3 separate regions of the Homo sapiens genome follow, and regions 2 and 3 are each linked to region 1. Evidence: chromatin loops called from intact Hi-C (ENCODE). Cell type or tissue: OCI-LY7. All regions are shown on one strand. Links, peaks and the distances in the headings refer to the core of each region. The heading gives the core; the rest is flanking DNA.

Evidence for each region. Hi-C counts contacts between places; a loop is a spot of excess contacts. Peaks named below come from ENCODE experiments on the same cell type or tissue, not always from the same donor. Only the 100,000 strongest peaks of a DNase experiment are listed, where the experiment ranks them.
Region 2: a loop joins it to region 1, with 2.9 times the contacts of the local background. A loop is called at or near these places in 7 of 110 quality-filtered maps.
Region 3: a loop joins it to region 1, with 10 times the contacts of the local background. A loop is called at or near these places in 7 of 110 quality-filtered maps.

Annotation. Positions count from the first base shown.
Region 1 is chr5:157,021,762-157,032,282 of GRCh38, reverse strand. HAVCR1 (hepatitis A virus cellular receptor 1) reads left to right here. Exons shown (of 9, transcript NM_001173393.3): 9 at 2,442-2,870. The coding sequence ends at 2,550. Among named protein-coding and RNA genes, the nearest start is that of HAVCR1, 32 kb to the left of the region's middle. In OCI-LY7, for the core only: CTCF peaks have their summits at 5,029 (motif pointing right), 6,504 and 6,706 (motif pointing right); DNase peaks (open chromatin) are centred at 5,042 and 6,882; H3K4me3 peaks cover 432 bases; H3K27ac peaks cover 1,300 bases.
Region 2 is chr5:156,819,198-156,829,718 of GRCh38, reverse strand. No RefSeq gene overlaps it. Among named protein-coding and RNA genes, the nearest start is that of PPP1R2B, 26 kb to the left of the region's middle. In OCI-LY7, for the core only: CTCF peaks have their summits at 4,537 and 4,741 (motif pointing right); DNase peaks (open chromatin) are centred at 3,378 and 4,748; H3K4me3 peaks cover 2,093 bases; H3K27ac peaks cover 4,470 bases.
Region 3 is chr5:156,887,058-156,897,578 of GRCh38, reverse strand. No RefSeq gene overlaps it. Among named protein-coding and RNA genes, the nearest start is that of PPP1R2B, 42 kb to the right of the region's middle. In OCI-LY7, for the core only: CTCF peaks have their summits at 5,045 and 5,249 (motif pointing right); DNase peaks (open chromatin) are centred at 3,908, 5,248, 5,688 and 8,860; H3K4me3 peaks cover 2,328 bases; H3K27ac peaks cover 6,359 bases.

The DNA.
Region 1 (10,521 bases), core at 1,363-9,362:
CCTCCCAAAGTGCTGGAATTACAGACATGAGCCACCGCGCCCGGCCATTTTTTCATACTTTTAGTAGAGACAGGGTTTCACCATATTCGATGCTTTGTCTTACTGAGTGTTATTGGCTATTATATTCCAAAGAGATGAATATAACAGACAAAAACCATGTAAGCAAATAAGCATGGTTCTTTTACATGCTTACAGATAAACACCATGGGGACTATAGAACAGGATAAGGATCTGTTTGATTGAGTGCCAAGAAAGCAGCTAATTTGGAGGAAGATAATTCCTGGCTGCAGGGGCAGGGAGTGCAAAGGCACTGAGGTAGGGCAAGTGCCTCCAGTTTTCCACAGCTTCCATCATTCCCTGCTGCTCCCTACCCAGCCTGCTCCACTGATCTATATTAGCTGTCTAGCCTTGCAGGCACTTGAATTTGCCTTTAAAGACCTTTCAGTCTACCCTGCTGCCTAGTTACTTTTTTTTTTTTTTTTTTTTTTGAGACACCCAGGCTGGAATGCAATGGTGTGATCTGCAACCTCCACCTCCTGGATTCAAGCAATTCTCCAGCCTCAGCCTGCTGAGTAGCTGGGATCACAGGCACCTGCCACCATGCCTGGCTAATTTTTGTATTTTTAATAGAGACGGGGTTCTGCCATGTTAGGCTGGTCTCAAACTCCTCACCTCAGGTGATCCGCCTACCTTGGCCTCCCAAAGTGCTGGGATTATAGGCGTGAGGGACCGCACCTGGCCCCAGGTACAATTTAAATCCCCTTTACTGCATCTATGCCCCAAGGCCATCTGCCACACTGCCTGTAGTGGTAGGAGACAACTACCTAGTTCTAAAGCCAGCCAGCCTGCTTCATTTGGTTCAGGCTGAGTTTTAAGCAAGGACTTTCTCTGATTCAGAATCTATCCCTCTTACTTAGGCTGCCATCTATTAAGTCTAGTTCTCCTTCATTGGATGCTTGTACACAGACTTTCCTGAGTCTGAGTTAATTACCTGAGCCAATCCACAGAACCTGTCTGAACAGTGCCCAGCATACTGTAAGTGCTCAATACACATCGACTTTTGTTATTGCATTCAAGCCCTTCACAGCAATAAACTGCGAGAGAGGCACTATTCTCATTTTACAGATTGGAAAACAGTTTCAGAAATGTTGAGTGACATGTAAGGTCACATCACATAGCATATAAAGGACTCAATCTCACGAATCTGTGCTCATAAATATTTCTGGAATGGAAGAGAAATGTGTAAAGTATAAAAAAAGCCAAAAAAAAAAAAACCCACACTAACAAATTATGAACACTTCTTCATGACATTATCTTCTCGGCAGTTATATCACACTGAGTCATTTGAGCTCATTGACACTTAAACTAAGTGTCTTCACACATGTATGACTGACCTGTTTAGGGACCATAGTGGAGCTTTGTTTTTCACAGTTCTTTAAATGTGTGGACATGTGTTTCATCTGCAGCTGAATGAAGACAAGTTCCATATTTTGGGGGCAGGCTTTGGTAACAAATAGTCACTATATACAAATATATAAAAATAACCAGTTACATCAAAATGCTACACGTAAGTTAAAACTAAGTCTACTTTCTTCCCTCACTTGTATTTCCACTGTTTCTACTGATTTCTTTTTTTGAGACAGAGTCTCCAGCCCAGGCTGGAGTGCAGTGGTGTGATCTCGGCTCACTGCAACCTCTACCTCCTGGGTTCAAGTGATTCTTCTGTCTCAGCCTCCCAAGTAGCCAGGATTATGGGCACAAGCCACCACACCTGGCTAATTAAAAAAAAAATCTGTAGAGACGGGGTCTCGCTATGTTGCTCACGCTGGCCTCAAGGGATCCTCCTGCCATGGCCTCCCAAAATGCTGGGATTAGAGGCATGAGCTACTGCATCCAGCACAGGAAGATTTTTAACACTATGATCCAGTGTATACTTGTGAAACAGTACTATTTAACTATATTCAATGTTTCTCTGTTCTGTTTTTATCTTGAATATAGGATGTAGATGGCTAAGTAGATTTAACAACCCTCTCTAAAGGATCACAAGCTACAGTTGGAAAAGCACCAGTCATCCAATGCTTAGCCACATTTGAAAATATGCATCTTGATTCAGCCACTTAGTTTGATGTCAGAGCTCTGTATTTTTAGATTTTCCATTTTTGTATTCTATTATGCGAGTTTCAAAGAGACCAGTCTGAGTTTTTGAATACTTCTTAGATTGTCTACATGCTTATTAAACAGACTTTTCTTCAACTTAATAATAAGAGCCACACCTTTTACAACTCTGGAAGGCACTATTTATTTTATACTTTGTGTGAACGGGGCTCCTGGAGTCTCGAATACCTGATATTGCCTGATCATAAACAAAAGTGCAGCTTATATGTGAGAAGTGGTCTGCTTTTTTTCTTACTCATGTTATTCTTCAACAACTCTTTCTACAGTGTTTCATTTAGCAGCCTTCAAATTAAAGCTTTGCAAAATGCAGTTGAAAAGGAAGTCCAAGCAGAAGACAATATCTACATTGAGAATAGTCTTTATGCCACGGACTAAGACCCAGTGGTGCTCTTTGAGAGTTTACGCCCATGAGTGCAGAAGACTGAACAGACATCAGCACATCAGACGTCTTTTAGACCCCAAGACAATTTTTCTGTTTCAGTTTCATCTGGCATTCCAACATGTCAGTGATACTGGGTAGAGTAACTCTCTCACTCCAAACTGTGTATAGTCAACCTCATCATTAATGTAGTCCTAATTTTTTATGCTAAAACTGGCTCAATCCTTCTGATCATTGCAGTTTTCTCTCAAATATGAACACTTTATAATTGTATGTTCTTTTTAGACCCCATAAATCCTGTATACATCAAAGAGAATAGTCCCTGGAAACATAGCAAATGAACTTCTATCTTGGCCATCACAGCTGTCCAGAAGAGGGGAATCTGTCTTAAAAACCAGCAAATCCAACGTGAGACTTCATTTGGAAGCATTGTATGATTATCTCTTGTTTCTATGTTATACTTCCAAATGTTGCATTTCCTATGTTTTCCAAAGGTTTCAAATCGTGGGTTTTTATTTCCTCCGTGGGGAAACAAAGTGAGTCTAACTCACAGGTTTAGCTGTTTTCTCATAACTCTGGAAATGTGATGCATTAAGTACTGGATCTCTGAATTGGGGTAGCTGTTTTACCAGTTAAAGAGCCTACAATAGTATGGAACACATAGACACCAGGGGAAGAAAATCATTTGCCAGGTGATTTAACATATTTATGCAATTTTTTTTTTTTTTTTTGAGATGGAGCTTTGCTCTTGTTGCCCAGGCTGGAGTGCGATGGTGAAATCTCGGCTCACTGTAACCTCCACCTTCCGGGTTCAAGCAATTCTCCCGCCTCAGCCTCACGAGTAGCTGGGATTACAGGTGTCCGCCACTATGCTCAGCTAATTTTTTGTATTTTTTTAGTAGAGACAGGGTTTCATCATGTTGGCCAGAATGATCTCGAACTCCTGACCTCAGAGGATCCAGCCTCCTTGGCCTTCCAAAGTGCTGGGATTACAGGCATGAGCCACCGTGCCTGGTCCATTTATGCAATTTTTATTACACGTGTGTCATGGTGCTAAGCATTTAAACAACCATCAGGCTTTCTGAACAAATTTTTAGAACCAAGAAGATCAGCAATAAAAGAAAAAAAAAAGGCGGGAGTAGGGAAAAGTCTGCCTTTTCTGCCTTATAAGTTACATTGCAGATATAAGTGTTTGAAACTCACTAGTTTTGACCCAAATTCTAAATCGCCTCCAAACCACTTTCATGTTTAAAATTGTTTAGGAGGCTAGCGCCGTGGCTCATGCCTGTAATCCCAGCACTTTGTGAAGCCAAGGTGGGCAGGTAGCTTGAGCCCAGAAGTTTGAGACCAGCCTGGGCAACATGGCAATACCCCATCTCTATTAAGAAAAAAATTTAAGGAAAAAAAAAAAAGATAAAATTGTTTTGGAAAGGCAAAGTGTCTTTCTCATATCTAATCAATTCCTGTATTTTTTTTTTTTTTTTTTTTACAATTCAATTAGGCTTATTGTAAGGATATCTTTAGTCAGTATAAAAATATATAAAAAACAATTATACTAAACCAGTATAATTGTTTAGAAGTATATATTTGCCGGCCGGGCATGGTGGCTCATGCCTGTAATCCCAGGGCTTTGGAAGGCTGAGGTGAGTGGATCACTAGAGGTCGGGAGTTTGAGACCAGCCTGACCAACATGGAGAAACACTGTTCTCTACTAAGTATAGATTTGCAAGGGCTAGATTTGTCAGAAAAGAAACATTTCTACATGAACAGTTAAGGCTGGGTATTAATTTCAATTTCAGTTTGAGTAAACTCTGAAATAATTCATGGTTGAGGTTCAGAGCTACCCATACCATAGTTGTCTGGGGCAACAGGATGCTTGCTTTCAGAGGAAACTTTTTGTTTTTGTTTTTGTTTTTTTGAGATGGAGTTTTGCTCTTGTCACCCAGGCTGAAATGCAATGGCACAATCTTGGCTCACTGCAACCTCCACCTCCCAGGTTCAAGTGATTCTCCTGCCTCAGCCTCCTGAGTAGCTGGGATTACAGATGCCCGCCACAACGCCCAGCTTATTTTTAGTAGAGACAGGGTTTCACCATATTGGCCAGGCTGGCCTCCAACTCCTGACCTCAGGTGAGCCACCCGCTTTGGCCTCCCCAAAGTGTTGGGATTACAGGCATAAGCCACCGCGCCCAGCCAGAGGCAACATTTTTTAACGCAGTTATCATTCTAGGAAATTTATAGGTCCTTTGAAGGAAAATTCTGTGGGCAAATAAGATTGTGATACATGGTATTTCAGTTTTCCCAAATGTGGCCAGCCCGATCTGGTCAAAAATTTTATTTTTTAAAAGCTATAGTGTCTTTTTTTCTTAAATTTGAGGCAACATGCACAAAATTGGAGATTTGAAATTAAAGCCAAGATTTGTAGTTTCTCTGGAAAGACCTGGCAAGATTGGACTGGATTGCTATGTGACCAGGGTCCCACTAGATGGGGCTGCATCCTCTAATCCCCAAATCCTTATGTTCCCTGCATGCTCACCTTTGTTACCTGCCTGACACCTGTGGGGCTTTTAACTTTATGGCAACTGCCCTATTCTCTGGATCCTTCCTGAGGATTTATGATGCGTAATACTCCAGGAATCTGGTTAGCTTTGCTTAACACATTTCCAAAACTTGTTTGAATGCATGAGTACAGTCACTAGTAGCATTCTGTGCAGTACAATGTATGGGGGCTTAGGAGTTTAGGGTAGTATACAGGATTAGGGATAGGACTTGAGTCTAATCCTAACTCTTAGCAGTTACACTGGATGACATTAGAGCAAATGGTTCTTTACGTCTACATTTTCTTCATCTGTAGATGTAATAATTTCCATATCAACTATGATGTACAGTGCTAATTCCAATGAAATGTTACATGTGAGAAGTCTTTGAAATGTAAAAAACACTACAGATACTGAAGCAGTTTGGAGAATTAAAAAACACTACGAAAACACAGCTTGGTAAATAATTTTTTTTTTCTTTTGAGACAGAGTCTGGCTCTGTCATCCAGGCTAGAGTGTAGTGGCAGAATCTTGGCTCACTGCAACCTCTGCCTCTCGGGCTCAAGCAATTCTCCTGCCTCAGCCACCTGAGTAGCTGGGATAGCCACCATGTCCACTTAATTTTTGTATTTTTAGTAGAGACAGGGTTCCACCATATTGGCCAGGGTGGTCTTGAACTCCTGATGTCAAGTGATCTGCCTGCTCAGCCTCCCAAAGTATTGGAATTGCAGGTGTGAGCCACCGTGCCTGGCCAGGGCTTAGCAAATAATTTCAATGGTGTTACACCTATAAGTCTCTTGCTGTATGGTATCTTTTAAAATAACATTTCTTTTTTGAAACAGTTGATATTGGGTAATTTGGCCATCATCATATACTGTAGAAAAAAATTGTCAAGTGAAAGGGAGAATAGGTAAGAAGGAAGAAAGGGGAGGAATTTAGTGAATATGAATTATTTTCCTTTAGATATATTAGTCTTGTAGATCGCAATGAATTTTTTAAATTACTATTTAAGATATTGTTGAGATTCCATTACCTCCAATCAGTCTTGGGACATTAGAACAGTGGTATAATTAAGACTGTATGTTTAAATTGAGAAATTTTGCACAACTTTAACAAGTAGCAGAACTAATTGTTCACTGATGGCTTTAAAGATGAAATAATTCTGTGAATACATGAAACTGTGAGGGACTCTTCGTGGTTGTCTAGGTTTATTTATATGCATACTCATTAATAAAAGTTTTTTTTTGTTTGTCTCTTGAAAACAAAACAGCTTTGTTTTAACAAAACAGCAATGGAACAAATTTGAAAACCGACTCGATATTTTCTCTGGCTCATCATTTAGTTTGGGTCAGCCATCTTCAACTTGCTGTGAGCTCTAGTCAAAGTGGATCAAATTTGTGGCAAGTCACACAGGTGTCAGGTGCTCTTCAGGAAACAACCCTGAACTCCAGGTTCTAAGGAGCTTAGTAGGGAAGAAATACAAAACCTATCACTTCTGATACTGATTATTACTAAGAGAAAGAATCTTGTGATAGAGACTGGCTTCTCAACTATGGCATTTGGGGACAGAAATCTCTGTTGTAGGGGGCTGTCCTGTGCATTGTAAGGTGTTTGGCGTCATCCCTGGCCTCCACCCACTAGATGCCAGTCACATCCTCCAGTGGTGACAACTGACAATGTCCCTGCGGGCACAGTTGAGAACCACTGAGGTAGAGGGTGTTTGTTGGGGGGTAGGAAGTGGTGTAGCTTTAGCTGGTTGGTCAGCGGCTGCTTCTAGGAAAGAGGTGACATTTAAGTTGAAACCAAGAAAAATGTGTAGGTGGCAGCCACATGAAAATCTAGTGGAAGGAAAACAAATGCAAAGGCTGTGGGGCAGCAGGAAGCTTGTGTATTAAAAGAGAGGATGTTGTGTTCCAATGAGTAAAAAACTAGTGAGTGAGGAGAGATGAAGAGAAGCAAGGCTGAAGAGATGTGCAAGGGGTCTGGCCAGGTGCTGGATGAAAAGGAATCTACAGGCCAGGCACAGTGGCTCACACCTGTAATCCCAGCACTTTAGGGGGCCAAGGCTGGAGGATCACTTGAGCCCAGGAGTTCAAGGCCAGCCTGGGCAACAAAGTGAGCCTCCATCTTATTAAAAATTTAAAAAAGAAAGGAAAAGGGCTCTATGAAGATGTCTGTTTGGAAAAGAGTCCCAATCTTAGAAAACCACTTTTGCATATTAAAAGCTAAACCTGCTACCCATCACCAAATTCTATGTTAACATTCACTAACATGCTTCAGTGACACTATTCTAAGTCAGGTATAGCTCGAGAGTCAGGTTTGTTGGGAGGACAGAAGGATATAGGCAGGGGAAAAAGAGGGGGAGAAGGGAACCTCTTGGCAGCAAGGGGCTTTCCACAGGGCTGTGAGACACCCCCAGGCCTTGCAAGAGGGGTTGTGAAAAAAGAGGGAACTGGCACCAACGTTTGGCTCTAATTGGTTTGGGCCCAAAATTGCTGCTTTGGGAGGCAGTAGTGGGGTGGTACAGGAGCTGATTTTATCCAGTCCACAAATGGATTTTTAAAATAGTTTTTTGATGTATATTTTTTAAGATGCATCAAACCCATGATTTAATGGGTATTGATTAGGATGAATAAAATGTTAAAGTTAATTAATCTAAAATAACTTGAGTGAGTAATAGCAAAAAAGCAATGTGAATACGGCAAAGGTTATGTAGATGCCTGAAGTCGGAGAGTCAATAGATCAAAATCAGCTGGGAGCTTGTTAAAATACACATTTCTTGGCCCTATTTCTAGACATTCTGGTTTAGCAATACAGATGTGACCTGAGAATTTTTGTTTGTTTAAATGACAGAATACAAGCTGCTATAAAATATTTTACATTTCAATAAAAGCATTCAGACTTCATGAAAGAACATGTGGAAATAAGAGCATACGATCATCCTTTACTTCTACTTATTTCAGATGTAAATCTCAGGAAATGAACCCAAAGTCTTTCTTGCAGGGGACTTTGGGTATTGCACTGCCACTTTTGTTTATTTAGTTACTTTTTGAGACGGAGTTTTGCTCTTGTCGCCCAGGCTGGAGTGCAATGGCTCAATCTCGGCTCACTGCAACCTCCGCCTCCTGGGTTCAAGCCATTCTCCTGCCTCAGCCTCCCAAGTAGCTGGGATTACAGGTGCTTGCCACCACGCCTGGCGAATTTTTGTATTTTTAGTAGAGATGGGGTTTCACCATGTTGGCCAGGCTGGTCTTGAACTCCTGACCTCAGGTGATCCACCCACCTCGGCCTCCCAAAGTGCTGGGATTACAGGCGTGAGCCACCATGCCCAGCTTTGCACTGTCACTTCTGAGGCTAAATAAAATTACCTGGAGTCTCCAAAATATAGGAAGACCCAAAAAATGTAGGGGAAGCTTATTTACACTCTGGTTTTCATGGTCTAGTTTGTGGATGTTTGTTACAGGTTCGTAGTGCTCTCTGGAAGGAAAGGAATGACAATTAGTCATTTGATCTCCCTCTGATTAAGGTTTTCTTTTGTTGTTGATTTCCTTTTGCTTTTTTTTTTTTTTTTTCCTTTGAGACAGGGTCTTGCTCTGTCACCCAGGCTGGAGTGCAGTGGTGTGATCACGGCTCACTGCAGCCTTGAAGTCCTGGGCTCAAGTATCCTCCCACCTCAGCCTCCCGAGTAGCTGGGACCACAGGTGTGCACCACCTTGCCCGGCTAATTTTTGTGATTTTTGTAGAGATGTATTTTCACCATGTTACCCAGGCTGGTCTCAAACTCCTGGGTCCAAGCAATCTGCCCACCTTGGCCTCCCAAAGTGCTGGGATTGCAGGCATGAGCCACCACACCCGGCCCTTTTGCCATTAATTGTAAACAGTTTTGGAGGGTCTCAGAAGTCATATCCTCTTAAAGCCACCATGCCTGGCTAATTTTTTTTTTTTAAGTGGAGATTAGGTCTTGCTATGTTGCCAGGCTGGAGTGCAGTGGTGTGATCATGGCTAACCCTAAGTGCAGCCTCAAACTCTTAAGCTCAAGTGATCCTCTTACCTCAGCCTCCTGGGTAGCTGGGATTACAGGCATGTGCCACGATGCCCGGCTCATTTTTGTATTTTTTGTAGAGACAGAGTCTCCCTATGTTGCCCAGGCTCTCTCAAAACTTTATTTCTTCTTTGACTGTTGATCGCATTAGATTTTCTAAGGATATATACACAAAGGCTGTTGCTCTACCCACTGCAAAAGTAATGATAGCCAACCAGAAAACCTGAGGGTGCCCTTGGTAGGCTTGACACAGAATGTGAGCATGGTGTACATGGGGCTGAGAGAGAAACAGTCTATAACTCAGAACTCCTGGGAATCGAATTGTAATGTTCCCTTGGGGATTCTCATGGACACTAAGGACCTTTCCAACTCTTACTTAGAGTCTTGGGTGGCTACTTGTGCCTTACCCCAGTCGTTCCTGAGTCCTTCCTCCGCAGGGCCACCAGCATAACCTCAAAGCTAAGATCTGTTTGTGTAACATCTTAGCTGGAAATCCTGCAACTACTCCCAATTTGGTGAAATTCTCAACTCCACAGCAAGCCCTCCACTGCTTATCCCCAACTCACTTTGCCTGCTTCATGGAGTCCCTTCCTGCTATGTTCCAAAGGCTATAAATGCCTCAGATATCCACTCTCTACTCCATGGGTCATCCCACCCGCCAGGAATGCTTGTTCCCTGTTTCTCCAAGGGTCACGTCATTCCTCCAAGTCCTGCTCCAGCGTCACTGCTTCAGCCCTTCTGGTCCTAATCCTCCTGGACAGAATTAATTCTCTCTTCTGAATACTTCTGGGCAGCCCTTTTTAATTACTCAATAAACATGGAAAAATAGAGTACCTCCCATATTCTAGGCATGGTGCTAGTACCTAGCTGAGATTATTCTGCATGAGGCCAGGGTTCCGCCTAGCCTGTGGGGCACCTTAGGGTAAATTACAAAGAGGCCTTCCTCTTCTTTCTGGCTGACACAGCCCTGAGTCAGGACAGAGCTTGTAAAAAGGAGTGTGACTTAGGATTTTTGTGCTGTGCAAACTAAAACCATAAATGGTGATCCTATAACTTTGTCCCTTGTATTAGAGATATTTACATTGATGGTGCTTTTTTACTCAACACTTCGAGGGAAGTGTCTGTATTTTCTCAGCACCTAGCTTATACTTAGTAGGTGTTCGATATATATCTATTAAAATTAGTTAATAAATGGATAGGGCCAGGTGCAGCGGCTCACCCATGTAATCCCAGCACTTTGGGAGACTAAGATGGGGTGGATCACTTGAGGTCAGAAGTTCAAGACCAGCATGACCAACATGGTGAAACCCCATCTCTACTGAAAATATAAAAATTTGCCAGGTGTCTTGGTGCATGCCTGTAATCCCAGCTAGTCTCAGGAGGCTGAGG
Region 2 (10,521 bases), core at 795-8,794, 200 kb after region 1:
TAAGTTCAGGGGTACGTGTGCAGGTTTGTGACACAGGTAAACTTGTGTTATGGGTGTTTGTTGTACAGATTATTTCGTCACCCAGGTATTAAGCCTAGTATCCATGAGTTATTTTTTCTGATCCTCTCTCTCCTACCACCCTCCATCCTCCAACAGGCCCTACTGGGTGTCGTTCCCCTCTGTGTGTCCATGTGTCCTCATTATTCAGCTCCCAATTATAAGTGAGAACATGCAGTATTTGCTTTTCTGTTCCTGTGTTAGTTTGCTAAGGATAATGGCCTCCAGCTCCACACATGTCCCTGCAAAGGACATGTTCTTATTTTTTATGGCTACATAGTATTCTATGGTGTGTATGTGCCACATTTTCTTTATCCAGTCTACCTTTGATGGGCATTTAGATTGATTCCATGTCTCTGCTATTGTGAATAGTGCTGCAATAAACATACACATGCATGTGTCTTTGTAATAGAATGATTTCTATTCCTTTGGGTATATATCCTGTAATGTGATTGCTGGGCCAAACAGTATTCCTGTCTTTAGGTCTTTGAGGAATCACCACTCTCTCTTCCACAATGGCTGAGCTAATTTACACTGCCACCCACAGTGTATAAGTGTTCGTTTTTCTCCACAACCTTGCCGGCGTCTGTTATTTTTTGACTTTTTTTTATAGTAGCCATTCTGACTGGTGTTAGATGGTATCTAATTATGGTTTTGATTTGCATTTCTCTAATGATCAGTGACGTTGAGCTTTTTTTCATATGATTGTCAGCTGCATATTTGTCCTTTCTTTTTTGAGACGAAGTCTCGCTCTGTTGCCAGGCTGGAGTGCAGTGGCACCATCTTGGCTCACTGCAAACCTCCACCTCCTGGGTTCAAGTGATTCTCCTGCCTCAGCCTCCCGATGTATGTCTTCTTTTGAAAAAATGTCTGTTCATGTCCTTTGCCCAGTTTTTTATAGGGTTGTTTTTTTTCTTGTAAATTCATTTGTTCCTTGTAGATGCTGGATATTAAACCTTTGTTAGATGCATAGTTTGTACAAATTTTCTCCAATTCTGTAGGTTTTCTACTTACTCTGCTGATAGTTTCTTTTGCTGTGCAAAAGTTCTTTAGTTTAATTAGATCCTATTTGCCAATTTTACTTTTGTTGCAATTGCTTTTGGAGTCTTCATTATGAAATCTTTGCCCATGCTTCTGTCCTGAATGGTATTGCCTAGGTTGTTTTCCAGGATTTTTATGGTTTTGTGTCTTACTTACCTTTAAGTCTTTAATCCATCTTGAGTTAATTTTTGTATAAGGTATAAAGAAGGGGTCCAGTATGAATCTTCTGCATATGGCTAGCCAGTTATCTAAGCACCATTTTTTGAATGGGGAGTCCTTTCCCCATTGCTTATTTCTGTCAGGTTTGTTGAAGATCAGATAGTTGTAGGTGTGTAGTCTTATTTCTGGATTCTCTATTCTGTTCCATTGGTCTATGTGTCTGTTTTTGTACCAGTGTCAAGCTATTTTGGTTACTGTAGCCATGTAGAATAGTTTGAAGTCAGGTAATGTGATGTCTCCAGCTTTGTTCTTTTTGCTTAGGGTTGTCTTGGCTATTCAGGCTCTTTTTTGCTTCCACATGAATTTTAAAATAGTTTTTTCTAGTTCTGTGATGAATGCCAATGGTAATTTAATAGGTGTAGCATTGAATCTATAAATTGCTTTGGGGAGTGTAGCCATTTTAACAATATTAATTCTTCCTATCCATGAGCATGGAATGTTTATCCGTTTGTTTGTGTCTTCTCTGATTTCTTTGAGCAGTGGTTTGTAGCTCACCTTGTAGAGGTCTTTCACCTCCCTAGTTGGTGTATTCCTAGGTATTTTATTCTTTTTGTGGCAAGCTAATTAACAGTTGAGCTGAAACTAGATCCTTTTTTTCCCTCCCTTCTTTCCTCCCTTCCTTCCTTGTTTTTTTCTTTTCCTTATTTTTGTTCCTTCTTTTATAAAACACTCCTCAAAATTTTATTTGAATTTAACAGACAGAAATGGAAGTAATGAACTTCATAAACTTTAGATAAATACTTCTTCCTTCCTTATAAAATGAAGAAAATAATGTATCTTTGCTGTAGCTCTGTTGTGAGGAATCCATGATACACATGTAAAGCACCTTGATCAGTGCCTATTTTATACTAGGATGCAAGTGACTATGATGAGGCTAATGTAAAATGTCTAATAAAATGTTCAAATATGATAGTTGTTATTTTTGTGCAAAGATTATATACCTTTGGAAGGCAGAGACCATGTCTTATTCATACTGGATTCCCAGTGTCTAGCACAGTGGCTCCCATGAAGATGTTTATCACTGTTTAAGTATGTTGAATGTTAAGAAAAATGAGGTCAAACATTTAACAGGTTGGTCTCATTATTTTTTAAACTGCCTTTAAATTTTAACCAGTATTTATTGGCACCTGCTTATTTCTTGAAATATTATGAGTTGCTTTTTTTTATACATTATCCAGGTTTATAATACTCCTATTTTACTTTCCAGTCCTAACTCCCCATGTAATTTTGATTAATACTATATTTAAATTGATCAATGCTCACTCCAAGTTGTTTCATCTGGGCTACTCTACAGCTGAGGTCTTTATTTTGATTTCTTGGCTGGATTTCATTATTTCAACAAACAATTTTTTCTCTTTATTTTAAGGAGGGGTTATAGATTACTAGAGGTTTTGAGTTCATTTTCTGCCCCCAAGCTTGAAGAATTCTTTTATTTTTATTTTATTAATTTATTTTTTAAAGACAGTGACTCACTCTGTTGCCCAGGCTGGAGCACAGTGGCACAATCATAGCTCACTGCAGCCTCGACCTCCCAGGCTCAAGCAGTCCTACCACTTCAGCCTCCAGAGTAGCTGGGACTACAGGTCTGCACTAACATGCCTGGCTAATTTTTTAAATTTTTTTTGTAGAGATGGGGTCTTGCTAGGGTGCCCAGGTTGGTCTCAAACTCCTGGCCTCAAGTTATTCTCCTGTCTTGGCCTCTCAAAGTGCTGAGATTTCAGGTGTGAGCCACTGAGCCTGGCCCCCAAATATTCATCTTTTTAATTTCTTTTTTATGCTGTGCTGCCTTGGATATTTTCAGGTTAACACATTATTTCTTTTTGCATTACTCTTCTCTAAGAGATCTGCTCTGTATCTTACTTCCTCCTCTGATGTTCTGAATGAATTCTCTCGAGCCCTCCTTCCACCATTTTCTGAGACTAGCCTCATCCTCTGGCTGCAGCTGGAAGGCTCAGGGGTTTTTCCATCCCCCTCTCTCTAGCCTGTGGATGGGGTAGGGCAAGGGAACAGTCAGCTAGGATTGGGTGCAATCATTCTTACAGGAACTGGTTTCTGTTCCTCTTTCTTACATTTTGTTTTCTGTCCTAAACCTGCGATTGCTCCACTTAATGAAGTGCAGGGTGATACCTTCTAAATGCTTCCCCCAATTTAGCATGGAGTCTAGTAGCCTGCGCTTCTGCACAAGGGGGTCGATTTGACTATTCTCTTCTCTTTTCATTTTTCCCCACCTCAGGCCATTTCTGTGTACTTCCTTGAAATCAAAAGGGGCAAAGAGGACATCATCCTCCTTGCGTTTCTTATCCAATTTGGGAGTATCAAGGAACAGTCTCGGGAGTTTCAGCACCTTCTGGGAGCCAGCCTCCTTTCTTGGCCACTGTCTTTTGCATATTATGGCATTCAATTCTCTTTTTTGGTTGTGGCTGATTTATTTATTTTTCTATTTTTTCCACTAGTTTCATTGTGTATGACAGGACAGGGAGTCTGTGAGTCATTTTACTTTTTTTTACCTGAATGTCTGTCTTGAGCCTTTCATTTGTGTCATGATACCAGCTGTTGCCTTTTTCACTAACAAAAAGGCACGTTCCTTGGGTGTTTTTTTCACTAGCATGAAGTCTTCCCACGCTGCTCACCAATGCCATATTCTGAAGTCTGATTTAAAGTATTACAATGAGATGTCAGCTTATGTCAGCATTGGAAGGCCAGGCCACTTATCCTTTTTGACAAAATCAAAAGCGTTCAATGTGAAATAAAAATTACTAAAATACATTTTTTTTTACTCTTTTATTTTACTTCAATCAACAGTCAGACTAAATGTCATCAAGTGTTATATTTGAGATCGTGCTGATTTTAAAACTCTGGTAGTTATTAGCCTATTGGAAGTGAAAGACGTTCTCAAAATGTGTTTTTCCTGCCATTTCTGCCTCGGCCTTCACTGCTGTAGTAACCTCATTATTCCAAATTTAAGGATGTGAGGCTGTGGTGAGATCCTCACAGAAACTAGTCAAATGGAGTTCCTGTCCTCATAATCTCAGATGTTTATTATTTACTTTTCAGGGTTTAGAAGACTAATTAACAAATCAAAGAAATCATTATAAAACAGTTTAGGGTATTTGGGCTTTTACCTCCTGGGAAATAAGCCTTGTATTTTTAAAAGCGTATTTGTTTTCATGATGTAAGGGAAATACATTGTTGAATACAAATGCTTTGATATAATGAATATGTTTAAGCCAAACAAGATATAGCCAGATCCTCACCAGAGAGGCTTAGAAAACAAACCAGTACATGCTATCTTTTGTTTCAGTGTCATTAATTTTTGTTGATCTTTTGTTTCCTGTATCTTTGGGACATGAAGAAGGTTTTGGCAGCACCTAAACGTTTACTCAGCAGTCCTTGGGAATTTTAGGGCATTAAATGGAGCTGGTTAATGGACCACTGGGTGTCAGTATTGTCTTTACTTACCCTGGCAGGAACTGAATCAGGTTGTCCTTTTCAGAGACTTTTGGGTTTTGTTGGAATACAGAATCTTAGATTTTCTGTCCAAACCAGGAGGGGACCATCTAGCACAACCAGCTTTGTTCGTGGATGAAGGGGCTAAGTCATGGAGAAGGAACAGCTGATTCCTGTTCAGGGGTGGTTTCTACCACCCTGAGCTTCCCAAATTTCTACATCAGGATCTCAAACTTAAATGCCCCTAGGGTCAGACAGGCAGGAAAGTCAAGTGGACCCTCCTTAGCCTAATGAATAGAAGGGGTGCTCTTTTTTCTGCATACACATTTGCTGTTTCCTGTTTTCTTGATCAGGCCACTTGGTGTATCTTTACTATCTCCAGTACTGATTCAGAAAAAAAATTTCTTCTATGGTTTAAAAAAGGACTGCAAAAACATGATGATAAAACTCAAACAACCCTTGGCCGCATGTGAGGGAGGCAATAGGGAATGTATAAAGGCGCCAGCAGCGTCACATGCCAGCGAGGTGAGGGTGTCCTCACACAGGTGGGATCTTCAGATTTTTCAAGAGAAATGGGAAATCTGGATTTTTATGTGAATTTTTGTCATTTACATAGGCTGGTTCAAACTTAAAAAATCAAGACCCATCTGTGGGCCAGATATGACACTCCTAGGATAACAAGTTATAATCTCTGTGGACTATAACTTGGATGTTTTATCTTCTAACTTGAATTATTTTGCCTCCAACTTCTAGTTTGAGCTAATTGGCTCTAGCATGATGAGAGAAAGTTCCTTGGGAGATGCATAGGAATTCCTTGTCTTTGGCAACTGCATCTTTTTTTTTTTTTTTTTAATCCAAAGAAAAGAAAATGCATTGTTCAGCTGTCTGACGGGATGGTAGACTAGAAATGTTGAATATCCAGTTAACCTCATTTGATCTAGGAGAGGTTGGGAAAGTTAAGATTACTAACAAATTTTCAGTGCTAGGTAATTTTCTATTGTGAATGTACTAGGAAGGAAGCCATAGAAGGGAAGCACCTAGAAGCCTCTCCCAACCCTGAGAATCTGCCTCTTATAGACAGGAGAGCTGAAAGTCTGAGAGAGCCATTTTCGGACTCATAGCCACAGGACAGGCTTTGGAGATGGCCTACTCTAGACACTTTGATTTGACACTTAGGAAAGTGAGGTACAGATGGAGCAGTCATTTATTCAAGGTCATGTAGCTGATGGCAAAGCACTTTGGATTCCTGATCTCGGAGGGGGGGTTAGTGAGGAAGAACATGCCGTTCTGTCATTGGACAACACAGTCTGTTTTGTGCAAATATTCACAGACAATAGCGTTCAGGAGAAAAAATAGTCATATGAAGGAAGAAGTTGACTCTGGGAGAAGAATATTCCTATCTAGGAAGGAATAGACTCTCCAACAAATGCACAGAAAGGCAAATTGGTCATTTTTTTTTCTTTTGTTTTTTAACATTTAAGTTTGAAAGTCATCTGATAGTTCACCCACTGTGTTTCTCTGGTGTATTTTATTTAGTAAGAGTTCTTCTAGAGTTAGGAAGGAGGAAAATGATCTGTTATAATCTGCAGAATGAATAATGTTAATTATAAAGGAGGATGCAGGGATGGTACATGGGCTTAATTTGCAGCAAGAAAGACTTAAGTGAGATGCACTGAAGAACTTGACAGGGAGGGTTTCTTAAGATTGGAATGTAATCTTGGCAGAAATTATGGGATTTTCTTTAATTCTGTTATTATAGCTTTCATAGTGCAAGCTAACCATCTCTGCTTTTAGCATTATCTTTGTAAAACACCAATCTAACCATATTGATAGCCTTTTCTTATAAAATTATTTTAGTTATTTACTCCTGATGCCTGGGTTTGGCATGCAAGTGACATTATAACATGAATTGGTGTTATTTTTCTTATCTGGAGGTAATCTACTGGTTTCATTTTTGATTAAAAACATTAAATGATACTGTCTGTAGTTAAATACAGTTAGGAAGAATTATGTCTCCTAAAGATCACTTGAGGTCGGGAGTTCGAGACCACTCTGATCAACATGGAGAAACCGCATCTCCACTAAAAATACAAAATTAGCCTGGCGTGGTGGCACATGCCTGTAATCCCAGCTGCTCGGGAGGCTGAGGCAGGAGTATCCCTTGAACCCGGGAGGTGGAGGTTGCAGTGAGCCGAGATCGTGCCATTGCACTCTGGCCTGAGCGAAAAGAGAGAAACAGTCTCAGAAAAAAAAAAAAAAAAAAAAAAAAACAACAGCAAAAGAAACAGTCCTGAAGTTAGGAAAGCTCTGCCACGCACAGCTCCCCTACTCACTGCCTGTTGCTTGAATACTCCAGCCCTACTGAACTTTTCCTCAGATAACTGCTATTTTTCCTCTTCCTTGACTAACAAACTTTTACTCACTCTTTAAATCCAACTCAAATGCCAGTTTTATTTTGCCTTTTCTGTTAAGCTTTCTCCAACTCCCAATAAAAGGGTTGGATACTTCTTTCAGTAGTTGCATACCCCTTTGTTCATAGTGTGTTTATCACACTTATCATGTGGAATTATAATAGCTGGGGCTGCTCCCCACTGTAACCTTATCTGGCCCATCTTGGAATCCACAGGTCCTGCCAACAGGTGCTACCTAATACATGTTTGTTAAATGAATGAAAATTAGTCTAAATTAAGGAACACAAAAGCCAGGAAGCGAGTTCATGTCTATCTTAGTCATTGTTGTGTAGTTATTGTTGTGTTCCCTTGGCCCTCTGAAGTTTTGCTGAAAAAGCAGCTCACAAAAGGCAGATTAATTTTTTTAACGCATTTCTTTTCCTTTTTGAGATAGGATCTCGCTATGTTGCCCAGGCTCTATTGCCCAGGCTAGAGTACAGTGGTGTGATCACAGCTCACTGCAGCCTCAGTCTCATGAGTATCTGGAACCACAGGCACATACCACCATGCTGGCTATTTTTTTAAAATTAATTTATGTAGAACTAGGGTCTCCCTATGTTGCCCAGGTTGGTCTCAAACTCCTGGGCTCTTGCCTCAGCCTCCCAAAGTGTTGGGATTACAGGCGTAAGCCTCTGTGCCCAGCTAAAGGGCAGATTTATTGAAGAAAACGCATACATATTTACTTAATGGGTATACACAGAAGCCTGCAGAATGAAGACCCAGGATACAGGGGAAACTGTCCTTTTTTTTTTTTTTTTTTTTTTTTTTTTTCAGAGTCTCGCTTTTTTTTTCGGAGTCTCGCTTTGTCCCCCAGGCTGGAATGCGGTGGCGTGATCTTGGCGCACTGCAAGCTCCGCCTCCCGGGTTCACACCATTCTCCTGCCTCAGCCTCCCAAGTAGCTGGGACTATAGGCGCCCACCACCACGCCTGGCTAATTTTTTGTATATTTAGTAGAGACGGGGTTTCACCATGTTAGCCAGGATGGTCTCGATCTCCTGACCTCGTGATCCACCCGTCTCAGCCTTCCAAAGTGCTGGGATTACAGGCATGAATCACCATGCCTGGCCAACTGTCCATTTTTATGCTTAGGTTCAACAAAGTATGGACAGCCGTGTGGAAATAGGATTGGACAAAAATGTATAATCTACTGCTAATAGAGTGGGGAAACCCAGCAAGGCCTGTTTGTCTAGATTCTTGTCTATCAGATTCTGTCTGTGCAGCATTCCGTCCTTCTGGGTACGGGGTGGAACCCCCTGTGGAATGGGGTTATATGACCTACAGTCAAACAAGGTAGGCCAGATCATGTCTTTACGGCCAGTTTTTGCACAGAAAGGCAGAGGAAAAATAGAGTGATATTTTTAGGCTTTATGGTTGTCTTCAGGGAATAAAAGAGGGTTCTGGTTTCTATGACCAGCCTTGGGAAGAGGGATTCTAGTGCCTATGGCTAGCCTCAGGGGAGAATGGGACTGAGAGACAGAAGAGCAGAAGAAGGTCAGAAGAAAACCTTTTACTTCTGGGGCCTTCATTTTGAAGTGTTGTTTTCTGAGCCCTAACAGTTAACTTCTCTTCGAACATTTTCTAGATTTTTAGAGAAGGAAATGTTACTGAGTGCTGGGCATTTTAACCTAAGGAACAGACTTTTGGGGTGTAGCCATTAGCTTATGCATCCCTAGTATAGAGACAGGTACGACTGGAGGGTTTGTTTAATTTTACGCAGTCATCCAAAGCTTGCTGAGTGTGTGTGAATATTTTGCACAGTTTGTTTTTCACCTCTGGCTTTACAACAGGTCAACATTCTTCCACCTGCCTCTGGTCCTTGTGCTCCCAACTGACATGTCTAAGCCACAATCACCTCACTGCATTAGTGCAATCAATGTCTACTCTTCCCTTCTCTACTCTTGCACTTCTGTATCCACCCCCAACAGGACTCCCCACTGTGCTCCTGCCTCTGATCTCCATTCTGGTCCTTGAGCACTGCAGTTTTTCCCAGCCTCAGCGCCTTTCCACTGACTGTTCCCTCTCCTAGCTCTTCACCAGGTGGCTTCTTTCATTCTTCAGTTCTCAGCTCACATCTTCAGAGAGGCCCCTGTCTTACTCACGTTCCCCTCGGAGCACCCTGAGACAAGCAAGCAGATGGCAGCAGGTGGCTTGGGAGGCACAGAAGGCAGTAGCAGGGGAAATCAGTGGCAAGAGGCACCAGCCACCACCGCAGGCCACCAAGCTTCATCCTGTGGGAAGCTCTGGGAAAGGCATAAAATGCTGCCTCTGGGTTACCCCTATGAGTGCTGAGGGACTTGAACATTTACATACCCCCTCCACTGGTACTGGATCCTTGGGGAGGGAGAGAGCACTTCTGATTGCTCCTCGTTATGCAGAAAGAGCAGTGGGAATATGCAAATACGGGCAGTTAGAAACAGTCCTGAAGAGTAGTTTTCAAACTTTAGTGTGCTCACAAACCCTGGGGATCTTGTTAAAATGCAGATTGGTTAAAGAGTTCTGTTAGGAGGCCTGAGATGCTGCGGCTCTTAGAAGCTCCCAGATGATGCCCTTGCTGATGTTCTGAGGATCACATTGTGAGGAGCAAGCAGCTGCCGTGCATGGCCAAGGGACGTCAGAGGGACAAGGAGGCCCCAGTGGTGTCTGCTCTGCCTTCCTCCATGCCCATCCTCAAGTAGGAATCTCCAGACCCCCAAATTTGTTTCTTTTGCATCACAAGTCACTGTCTGAAATGACTGTCTTTGTGGTTTGGGTGTCTTGTTTAGTGCTGGGCTTCTTTATTAGAACGTAAGTTTCATAAGGGCATCATCTTATTGTGAGTCATTTTCCCAGGGACTAGCACAGTGCCTGGTGCACAGAAGACTGCTCAGTAAATATTTGTTGGATGATTTGCTTTTCACAGATGATATTCTCATAAAGACACTTATATATGAAGTATATATTTACATATAAGAAATGTTAGGGGCTCCTCCCCTGAGAAATGTTCTATGATTAACACAAATGATGTGGCAAATACCAAATGCCACATTTAGTTATTCTTTCTGAAGGTTTTTATGTTCTCTCTTAAGGCTATAATAAAATGTCAGTATTTAAGTTGCTCATGGTGCTCCATTACCTGTTGCAAATGTGAGTATAATTATGCTTTCTTTCTCACATCAGCAGTTTCCCAGCCATAGGGGCTCTTATCCTTCAAACCCTGCCACTTGTCTAGTTGGCTTCCAGGCGTTTTTCTTGCTGCAAGGTGGTAGTGTGTGGAGGGATCTGACATATAACGGGACATGCCTTGACAGCAGTTTCTTCTTTCCACCT
Region 3 (10,521 bases), core at 1,296-9,295, 130 kb after region 1:
TTGAGATTGTGCCACTGCAGTTCAGCCTGGGAGACAGAGTGAGACCCTATTTCAAAATAAAATTAAACAGATAAAAATAAAAAATTAATTTAAAAAATCAACTCTGGTATCTACCTAATAGGATGCGTTGATTTATTTTCAGTCCAAAAAGTCTACCACCTGGTATGCAATATGTTTAACTGGGAAGACAGCAGACTGAGTGAGATTTGATGTCTATCTACAAAGAGTTGAAGGACTGTCATCAGGAAGAGGAAGTAGCCTTGTTCTGTGTGATTCCAGAAGATAAATTTAGGACTAGGAATCAAAATTCCAGAAATTAATTTCTATTTCACTAAAATACATTACTAGAATAATTTACAGTGGTGAATGTTGTGAAGGGTAGGATTTTGATAATCCAGGATTCATTTGTTCAATTTTTTTCATTTGGCTTTTTTTTTTTTTTTTTTTTTTGAGACAGAGTCTGGCTCTGTCACCCAGGCTGGAGTGCCTGTCATCCAGGCTGGAATGCAGTGGTGTGAGCTCGGCTCACTGTAACCTCCATCTCCTGGGTTCAAGTAATTCTCCTGCCTCAACCTCCAGAGTAGCTGGGATGACAGGCATGCACCACCAAGCCTGGCTAATTTTTGTATTTTTAGTGGAGACGGGGTTTTACCATGTTGGCCAGGCTGGATTTGAACTCCTGACCTCAAGTGATCCGCCTGTCTTGGCCTCCCAAAGTGCTGGGATTACAAGAATGAGCCACCACGCTTGGCCATTTGGATTTCTTCGATACCTCCTTTCTGTCCTTTTATTATTCGTAGTTCCCTTGAAACTGACTCATCCCCATCCATCTGACAGCTAAGCCTGGCAAGTCAGAGCATTGCATAACCCACCATAACCCTGACAATAGTGACTGGGTACTGTAAGACCTAAGTTAGGCCGATTAGAACCAAAAGATGCAATCCTAAGACTTTTGTTTGAGTTATTTAGGATGCTGATCTTTTCCTGCTGACCCTGAAGAAGAGAATGGGAAGCTACAGCTGCCGTTTTGCTATCACACGGAGAGAGCCTATTTGAGAAGTGGAGCTCAGCTATGGGAATGAAAACCAGACCCTGGTGATGTTGGCTGAGTCTTGATCATGCCAAGACTGAAATTAAGATCCTAGAAGATTCATGGTCTGTGATATGAGGAAATACATTCCCATTTTGCTTAATCCAGTTTGGGCTGGGTTTTCTGCCATTTGAAGTGAAAAGTTTTAACTAAAATGGGTAGTGAACACTGCATTCACAGTAGTTTCCACACAGAGGAGATGACCAGCCTTCACAGTAGGTACGGAAGGGATGCCCAGATTATGTGAAAGGCTGGCTTTGAGGACTTCCAACTTTAAATTCTTGGCTCCTCCAAAACTTGATTTTGCTTGTGTTCTGCCCAGTGGACTTGGTAGCTTCAAAGAGACTACAAGAACACTGGATTGGCCATTGCTTAGGGCCAAGCGATACAGGCTCTTGATGCCCAGGCTGGAGTACAATGGTGTGATCTCGGCTCACTGCCAACTCTGCCTCCTGGGTTCAAGCGATTCTCCTGCCTCAGCCTCCCAAGTAGCTGGGATTACAAGCATGTACCGCCATGCCTGGCTAATTTAGTATTTTTAGTAGAGATGGGGGTTTCTCCATGTTGGTCAGGCTGGTCTCGAACTCCTGACTTCAGGCGATCCACCCGCCTCAGCTTCCCGAAGTGTTGGGATTACAGGTGTGAGCCATGGCGCCCAGCCAATATAGAGGTTAATACATGTCCAGGTCTGGGATGCATATTAAATGGAGTAATCTATAATGTTTAATTCTGGAATGAAAGATTTTTTAAAGAGCTGGATCATTCACTTTGTACTAAATTATCTTTTTTTTTTTTAGCCAAAACAAAGCTTCTTGACAGGATTTGCATTATAGCCTTGGCTGAATAATGAGTTTCTTTGCCAGGGGTGAATAATTAATTAGATCTTTCATCTTCTGCCCAGGAGATGAAGGAAAACTGTTTAATTTTAAAGATGTTCATATCCAGGCTGGGTGCAGTCACTCACACCTGTAATTCCAGCACTTTGGGAGACTGAGGTAGGTGGATCACTTGAGGCCAGGAGTTTGAGACCAGCCTGGCCATCATGGCAAAAACCTTGTCTCTACTAAAAATATAAAAATTAACCAGGCATGGTGGCACATGTCTGCAATCCCAGCTACTCACGAGGCTGAAGCATGAGAATCGCTTGAACCCGGGAGGCGGAGGTTGCAGTGAGCCGAGATCATGCTACTGTGTTCCAGCCTGGGTGATAGCCTGTCTCAAAAAAAAGTAAATAAATAAAGAAAAAAGATGTTCACATTCAGACATATATGCACAAAAGAAGTTTTGAGTACTGTACTTTATCATTTAACTATCCCATGAATATTTATGGAAATTGGATCTGAGTTATATCACAGTGTTGGGTTATTTTTAGGCCAATATAAGTAACATGCCCCATCTGTGGATTTAAATATTTTCTCTCCTTTTGTTGTTATAATTATATATGTTTTTGGTCCAGATGTTTAATTTATTTTTAAAAATGAGAAAATGTCAAATCAACTGGAATAGTAAGTGCTTAATAACGATGATTTACATTTGTGTGATGTGCTTAATTTTGCAAAATGTTTTCACCTCAATGTCCTCGATGTATAATAGTTAATTATCACTTAGCATGTAGCAAGTACTTTGCTAAGAACATTATATGGATATTATGTAATTCTCACAAAAGCCTACAAACTAGCTACTGCTATTATCCCCATTTTATAGATGAAGGAGCTGAAGTGTTGGGAGGGTAACTAGCCTTTCCAGAGCCACACAGAGACTCACAGAGCCAGGGTTTAAACACAGGTGCTCTGGCCTGGAGTCTAAGCTTTGAACCCATATCCTAAACAAATCCTATGGTTAGTAAAAATTTAACATGTCCATTTGCATGGGAGTCCAGAATTCTACCATTAATTTTATGAAGTTATTGCATTTTTACTTCTATTAGAGGAGGGAAATAAGATAAAGAGATTTAAAATGACATGACAAGGGGTCACATTGCTTTATATTAGGTTACAATTCCTGTCATCACCAAGAAAAATCAAAGTACTAGCTATCTCCAGATTAGACAGTACTTTCATTGATACAGGAAGCCTTTTCTTTGAGTCCCTTTATAATACTTCACACAGTTATAATGGAAAAACAATTTAAACAGTAAGTGCAAGTGTAAAAAAATGAAAGTATTTCATTTTCTCTAAATCTTAGACTTTAAACCTACAGAAGGGCTGTAAGAAAAGTAACCTACAGTGATTTTTGGAGGCTCCCCTCCCCTTTGCAGGGGTCACATCCAAGTTTTGGGGATGTAAGTTGTGGCTAGAAAATGGTGGAAAGACTCCTTCATTTTCAATCCATCATGGCCTCTTCATTACCAAGCCTGAGGTGGGGTAGGTGGGGTCTCTTGAAGACAAATGTTTCAGTTGCTTTTTTTGCCAAGCTTAGGTGGAATCTCCAATGACTACAGCCCAGCCTCCCTAGTTTCCCCAGACAGCTATTCTCCTATCAAACATCATTCACATCTCTTAAGTACCACATTTGCAAAGGTTTCCAACACCTTGTGGATCACCTTCATCTCATTTCATTCTTGGGGCATCTGTTCTTAGTTCTCTTGCTTCAAAGGCACTGCTATCTCTCTGCTTTTCTTGCCATCCCTCAAGTTTGCCAAGGTGTAGAAGATCCTGGGAAACCAAAGTCAAGTATGCCAGTGTTGGGAGGACAGCATAGCTCTTGACTTTGCAACACAAACTGCCCCAGAGGTATGGGAGAACAAAGGTCTCACTAATTGGTCTAGGTGGCATGGTGTGACAAACAGGAAGAACAAAACGTTACCTAGTATCTCAGTAAATCATCCTGCCACATAATAGTTTCAGTTCCTTTGCAAAGAAGAGAATCAGCAAAACACTCATGATTGGATCCTGCTCTTTTCTATCCTTGAAATACTGATTTCAAGTCCAGGTGCTACTCTTTAAAAGTGTTGTGAACCTACTAAAGAGAGTTTAATGGCCGGGCGCGGTGGCTTACACCTGTAATCCAGCACTTTGGGAGGCCGAGGCGGGTGGATCATGAGATCAGGAGATTGAGACCATCCTGGGTAGCACGGTGAAACCCCTTCTCCACTAAAAATACAAAAAATCAGCTGGGCATGGTGGCAGGCATCTGTAGTCCCAGCTACTCGGGAGGCTGAGGCAGGAGAATGGCGTGAACACAGGAGGCAGAGCTTGCAGTGAGCCGAGATGGCACCACTGCACTCCAGCCTGGGGGACAGAGTGAGACCGCGTCTCAAAAAAAAAAAAAAAAAAGAGTTTAAACAGTGATGGAAGAACTGGGATGCTTAACAGAAGAACAATAACTGGATGCCTCCTCTGAAGAAGAGGGGTGTGCTGAGGCTTTGTGAGGAAGAACCAGTCCCAGTGAGTAGAAGGGACCAGAGGGAAGATGAGTGATTCATAAACTGAACAAACTTTCTAGAGAGCAGGTGAAATAGTACTGGTTGCCTCTATGGGGTGGTCAAATGGAGACTGAAAGATAATGTGTCAGGGTATGTAAAGGGGATAATTAAATAAAATTTGGGGTACTTGATCTTTAAGGAGACTTTTTAACCTTAGAATTCTATGTAAAGAATAATCAGCTGTGTTATAGCCGCCGTGGGTTTTGGAAAACTACGATGATTAACACTGTCACAAATACCAAACAAGATAAACTACTCATCTTCACAAATGTGTGTGTTTGTGTGTGTGATCTTTCTTTTTGGGAAACAGTGTGTTCTCCTGACAAAAGCTTGACTTCCAGGCATTCATGTCTAACACGACTCACTGAAGAAAAGAGTCCAGGAAACAGACCAGCTGGCCTCAAAGAAAAAGTGAGGTCCTCTGGCAGAGTAAAGGGTGCTAAACACAACCAAGAAAGCCAAAAAGATCAAAGGAGGGCTCTGGCAAGAAAGGGCTTGTCTAATTCAAGGGTGAATGAAAAAGGGAGGTTGAGGATGTTTTTATCTGGGATCTGGAGACCTCACAGCAGAGACAGTTCTTCTTATGAGTAGACTGGAGACCGTCACTGCCTAGGAGGGTGATTAGAAGATGGTCTAGTTCTGAAATCTTCATGTTACATGTTGGGGAAATGAGGTCCCTGGAAAGGGCAAAGAACTTGCCTGCTTTATAGCAATGCAAACAGACATTAAAAAGAAAAGAACTTGCCTGCCATCAGATGGAGACAGTGAGGAAGTTAGGAATAGAGCCTTTGTTGCAGCTCCCCTCCCCTTGACCTGGGTTAAGTAGGGATGCCATGCTTCTCTGCAGAAGTATCTTTCCAAAGCATCTGCATCATGCCATGATTTGAGAAAGTAAGTTTTGAACATTTTACATGGCTAGATTCAAAAGGGCGGGACTCTTCTTTCTTGCTTATTTGTGTTCAACACGGCAAGCATTTATCATTAGTGCCACTCAACATTAAGGCTACTCAAATTTATTATGCACGTCAATCATCTGATGTCTGGTTAAAATGCAGATTCTGATCCTTCAGGGCTTGGATAGGACCCATGATTCTGCTTTTCTAACAAGCTCTCAGATGCTGCTATAGCAACTGACATGGCTTACTACTAGTCCCTACTACAGTCAGGGCCCAGGCTCAACTTTTAGCCCTTCTCAGCCACTCCCAGGACTTGCTGCATGCCTTCTGCCTCTCAAGGACCTGCATCTGGTGGACTCACCTGATGCAGGGCCTCACAGATCCCTCGTGAACTCATCATAGGGAGAATGAGGCTGGAGTGGCTATTTATAGCCATATTTCCTCTCTGCACAGAGAGAGTTGCCCAGGTCGGAGTTTGCTAACAATTCCCTATTTGTGTGGAAGTTCCAAAGAGGCTCCCGGTAAGGTAATTTGGCAGCAAGCACCATTGCAAATGATTCTTTTTTTTTTTTTTTTTGGATACTGGATACGGAGTCTTGCTCTGTTGCTCAGGCTGGAGTGCTGTGGCACGATTTGAGCTCACTGCAACCTCTGCCTCCTGGGTTCAAGTGATTCTCCTGTCTCAGCCTTCCAAGTAGCTGGGATTACAGGTGTCTGCCACCATGTCTGGCTACGTTTTAAAAATATTTTTAGTAGAGACGGGTTTTCACCATGTTGGCCAGGCTGGTCTCAAATTCCTGACCTCAAGTGATCTGCCCACCTCGGCCTTTCAAAGTGCTGGGATTACAGGTGTGAGCCACTGCGCCTGGCCAAACATTGCAAATGATTCCTATTGCATTTAATTCTAAACTCTCCCAGACACTGGGGCTCAACAATATTTGTTGAATGGAATTATGGTAAATTCTGAGATTGAGGTTTGTGGGGGCTTCCATTGCTCTGTAAAATCAAATTGAGTACATCAGACATTTCCACTGTGAATGCTTACCTTCCCTCTCCTTGGCCTCCTCCATCCTGCCAGGAAAACCTATTTTGGACCTTACAGAATTCATTCTGAGAATTTCATTATGATTGTGACATTTATAACTCATTATTTAACTGCTGTGGATGGTGGAAATACAATGTTGAACAGTCCCAGTGGAATAAAATCAGAGTTAGTAATCTCTTCGTGTGCAATTGAAAAAAAAAAAAGGTATGGTATCAAAACATTAGCAGAAAACTAGTCTTTTTCAGTTTTCATATATAGAAGTAGTGACTGAAATAATTTTTATTATAAGTTCCTTTACCCCTAACTTATACGTGACTGGGGCAAACCTATGGGCACTGCTTTCTGAAATTGATCTATTTAAAAACAGTGTTTATCCAGAGCTTTTTGATACAAATATGAGCAGTTAGAGTCCCTTTCCTGGCTTAAATGGTAGAATGCAATGTACGCTGTTTTGCCATGTTGTGTCTTCATTTAACAGTGAGTATAGAGATGGTTCTGATTTGGCATACGTCTGCATCGTTTATTAAGTGAATAGTGCTTGGCTGCATGGAGAATCCAGACTTTATTAACTGCTCACTTACTGATGGACATTCAGGATGCTTCCCAGTGTTTTTAACCTGTGGTTTTCAGAAATAGAGTGGGAGAAAGGGAAGGAAGTGTGTGGCTCCTGAAACTAGATGAAATGCAGTCTGTCAAAGCTAGCTGGCTCTCGGCTTTGGGGTCTCTTCTTGAGTTTTTGAGACATTGTTACTGAGAGGAAGAGATTTCTCTCAAATTGAGGGCCATGAAGAGAGGGAGAACTAAGAAGGCTCTTGTTTTGGCAGGGGAATGAACAGTCTGTGTTCAAGTGTGCAGAGATGGGCTGAGAGGGGAGCAGAAAAGTGAACATATTCTGGGGGCCATGGTGAGGCTGCCTCTTGCTTCAGCAGCAGCGTTTATAAGCTGACTATTCCCTCACCTGGGGAGAGAGGCCACAGGTGATTGGATTAACCTAGCTGCTGGCCAGGCACTGTTGCTGAGGAACCTGAGGATAAGGAGGAAGATTTTATTAAATGAATGAAGCTGAGGCTCATGTGAAGCCATTTTTCAGCTTGGCTGACTGAGCAGAGCGGCTCCTCAGAGCCATTTGTTCTTTTTGTTTCTGTTTCTGCAGAAGGTTGCCCAGGTTTGCTTGTGCATATGAATTTGCTCTGTTTCCATACATCATATCTAGTTAAAGGGGTCTGGAGCCTGGCATGAACTTGTGAATTTTACCTGGTTCTCTGAGTATTTCCAACAGCCTGCTAGCCATTTCCACCCTCACACTCACTGGCACTTGGAAGCCAGCATGTTTCAAAGACAGCGTCCAGTTGTCTAGCGTCTCCTTCCAGGCTTTCTCATATCCGACCTCCCACATCCCCACTGTCTTGTCAGCTTCAGGCCCTCATTATCTCCTGTCTGTGGGGCCACAGTTGTCCCCTAGCTGGTCTTTTTGCCTGTGGTCAATTTATCAAGAATGAATGCTTCCAGAGAACTTTCTAAACACTACTCAAACTAAGGCCCTCTCTGTCTCCAAAACCTCTAATGGCCCATCCAGCACAGAGGATACATCACCACTCCTTAGCCGGGCATTGAATGGGCTCTGTGAGCTGTCATCCACCTAACCCCAATCCATCTCATCTGCCCTGTCTTTCCTGGCTTAGCTCTTACTTTTTCCCAGAGTGGCCTCTACTCTATCAAAATGGTCAGAATAGTGGCTCAAATCTGAATCTTCTTCACTTCTTCATTTATTTCACAGCTTTTCATCCTTAATACAAAACTATTTCAAAAACTCCATATCCTTAATAAACCACAATGTCTGGGGATTGCCATTTTCTGGATTAATTTTCTTTTTTTCCATCAACTTTTAAGTTTGGGGGCACAAGTGCAGGATGTGCAGGTTTTTACATAGGTAAATGTGTGCCATGGTGATTAGCTGCACAGATGATCCCATCAAGTAGGTGTTAAGTCCAGCATCTATTAGCTATTCTTCCTGATGCTCTCCCTCACCCCAACCTCCCACCTCTGACAGGCCCCAGTGTGTGTTGTTCACCCTGTGTGTCCATGTGTTCTCATCATTCAGCTCCCACTTATGAGAACATGTGGTGTTTGGTTTTCTGTTTCTGCGTTAGTTTGCTGAGGATAATGGCTTCTAGCTCCATCCATGTCCTTGCAAAGGACATGATCCCATTCCTTTTTATGGCTGGGGACCATTTGTAGAATTTAAGGGGATCATTCCCCTGTCTGATATCTGTATTCAGTCTGGATCAATTACCAGGTGTTTTGCTTGTAAAGGGAGTTTAAGCTATTCTTATTAGGGTAAGCTTTGTTTTAAGATTTATGAGAGTTGGATCTGTGCCGAGGTGGTTTTGTCTCCTGGAAATCCCCAGGCCAGGTTGCTTCATACTGCTAAATAACATGTAGTGTCAGCCCTGACAGAGGTTTGGGTGAGTCCTATGGCTATAATAAATTTTCATTAAAAATTTTTTTTTAATTTAATTTAATTTTTTTTTTTTTTTGAGACAGAGTCTGGCTCTGTTGCCCAGGCTGTAGTGCAGGGGTACAATCTCGGCTCACTGCAACCTCCACCTTCCAGGTTCAAGTGATTCTCCTGCTTCAGCCTCCCAAGTAGCTGGGACTACAGGTATGTGCCACATGCCCAGTGAATTTTTGTATTTTTAGTAGAGAGGGGGTTTCACCATGTTGGCCAGGCTGATCTTGACCTCCTGACCTCAGGTGATCTGCCCACCTCAACTTCCCAAAGGGCTGGGATTACATGCCACTGCATCTGGCTTAATTCTATTTTTTAATTTTTTTTGCTCCGTCACCCATGCTGGAGTGCGGGGGTACCATTGTAGGTCACTGCAACCTTGAACTCCTGGGCTCAAGCAATCCTCCCACCTCAGTCTCCAGAGTAGCCGGGACTACAGGCACACACCATTGCACCCAACTCTTTTTGTTTGTTTTTTTACACTTTTGTAGAGACAGGGTCTCGCTATGTCACCCAGGCTGGTCTTGAACTCTTAGACTCTGGCTGTCCTCCTGCCTTGGCTTCCCAAAGTGCTGAGATTATAGGCGTGTGCCACTGCATCTGACCTTAATCTTACAATACTGATGTTTCTTATAATATAGCTTGATATTTATTTAAACAGTGGTCCTCCTTGTATATTTAAAAAAAAAAAAAAAAAAAAAAGGTTTGGTAGCACAAGGCATGCTTTGCCCTGGGCTGGTTTACATACTAAAAATTGGGGTCAAGGGAATAAAAAAGGATTTTCTTTTGCTTGAGGATTTTGATTATTTGAGGTCAGATGAGTTGACATTTTTCTTTATTAATTAGTCAAAAAACACTGGAGCTCAGCTTATTGAAGTTTATTGAATTAAGCTTTGAAAATCCTTCTGTCCACATTCTGGCAAGCTTTTCAAAATAAGATATACTGCTCCTTTACCATCTGCAGTTTGCTACAAGATAACAACCTTTTCTCTGATTATTTTCTTATTACTACCTCTTGGAAGATGGAGGTGAGGCTTTGGGAGGAAAAGAATGAAATAGTGGCATGAGCTGAGAGATGATGCTATGTTCAAGTGAACTATACACACACACACACACACACACACACACACCAATAGAGTATTTACACATACTTCATTGTGAAAGACATTCATCCTCAGAGAGGAAATAATTGAGTTGAAGATCAGTCTTATTGATTTTTTTTTGGTCTGATGCAGTTATTTGATTTGCTTCCAAGTTTTCTTGTTGTTGTTGGTTTTTGATTGTTATTGTTGTTGTTTTTAACCGCTAGAAAGTTGTACTTTGCCCGTGTGCTTCAGAGGAGAGAACTGAAGGTGGATTGGGAACATAGGGTAGGGTGCTACGCATTTTTCTATTGCATAACTCTACCAACAATAATGCCAGATTTATAAGTCAATCATTGCTAGGCACTTCTCTTTGGGTTTTACATTTTCCTATTGGGATAACTGATATTTATATGCAAAGTAATTTAAAATAGTTATGACTAGCTTTAAGGCATGCCCGATAATTGCATCTTTT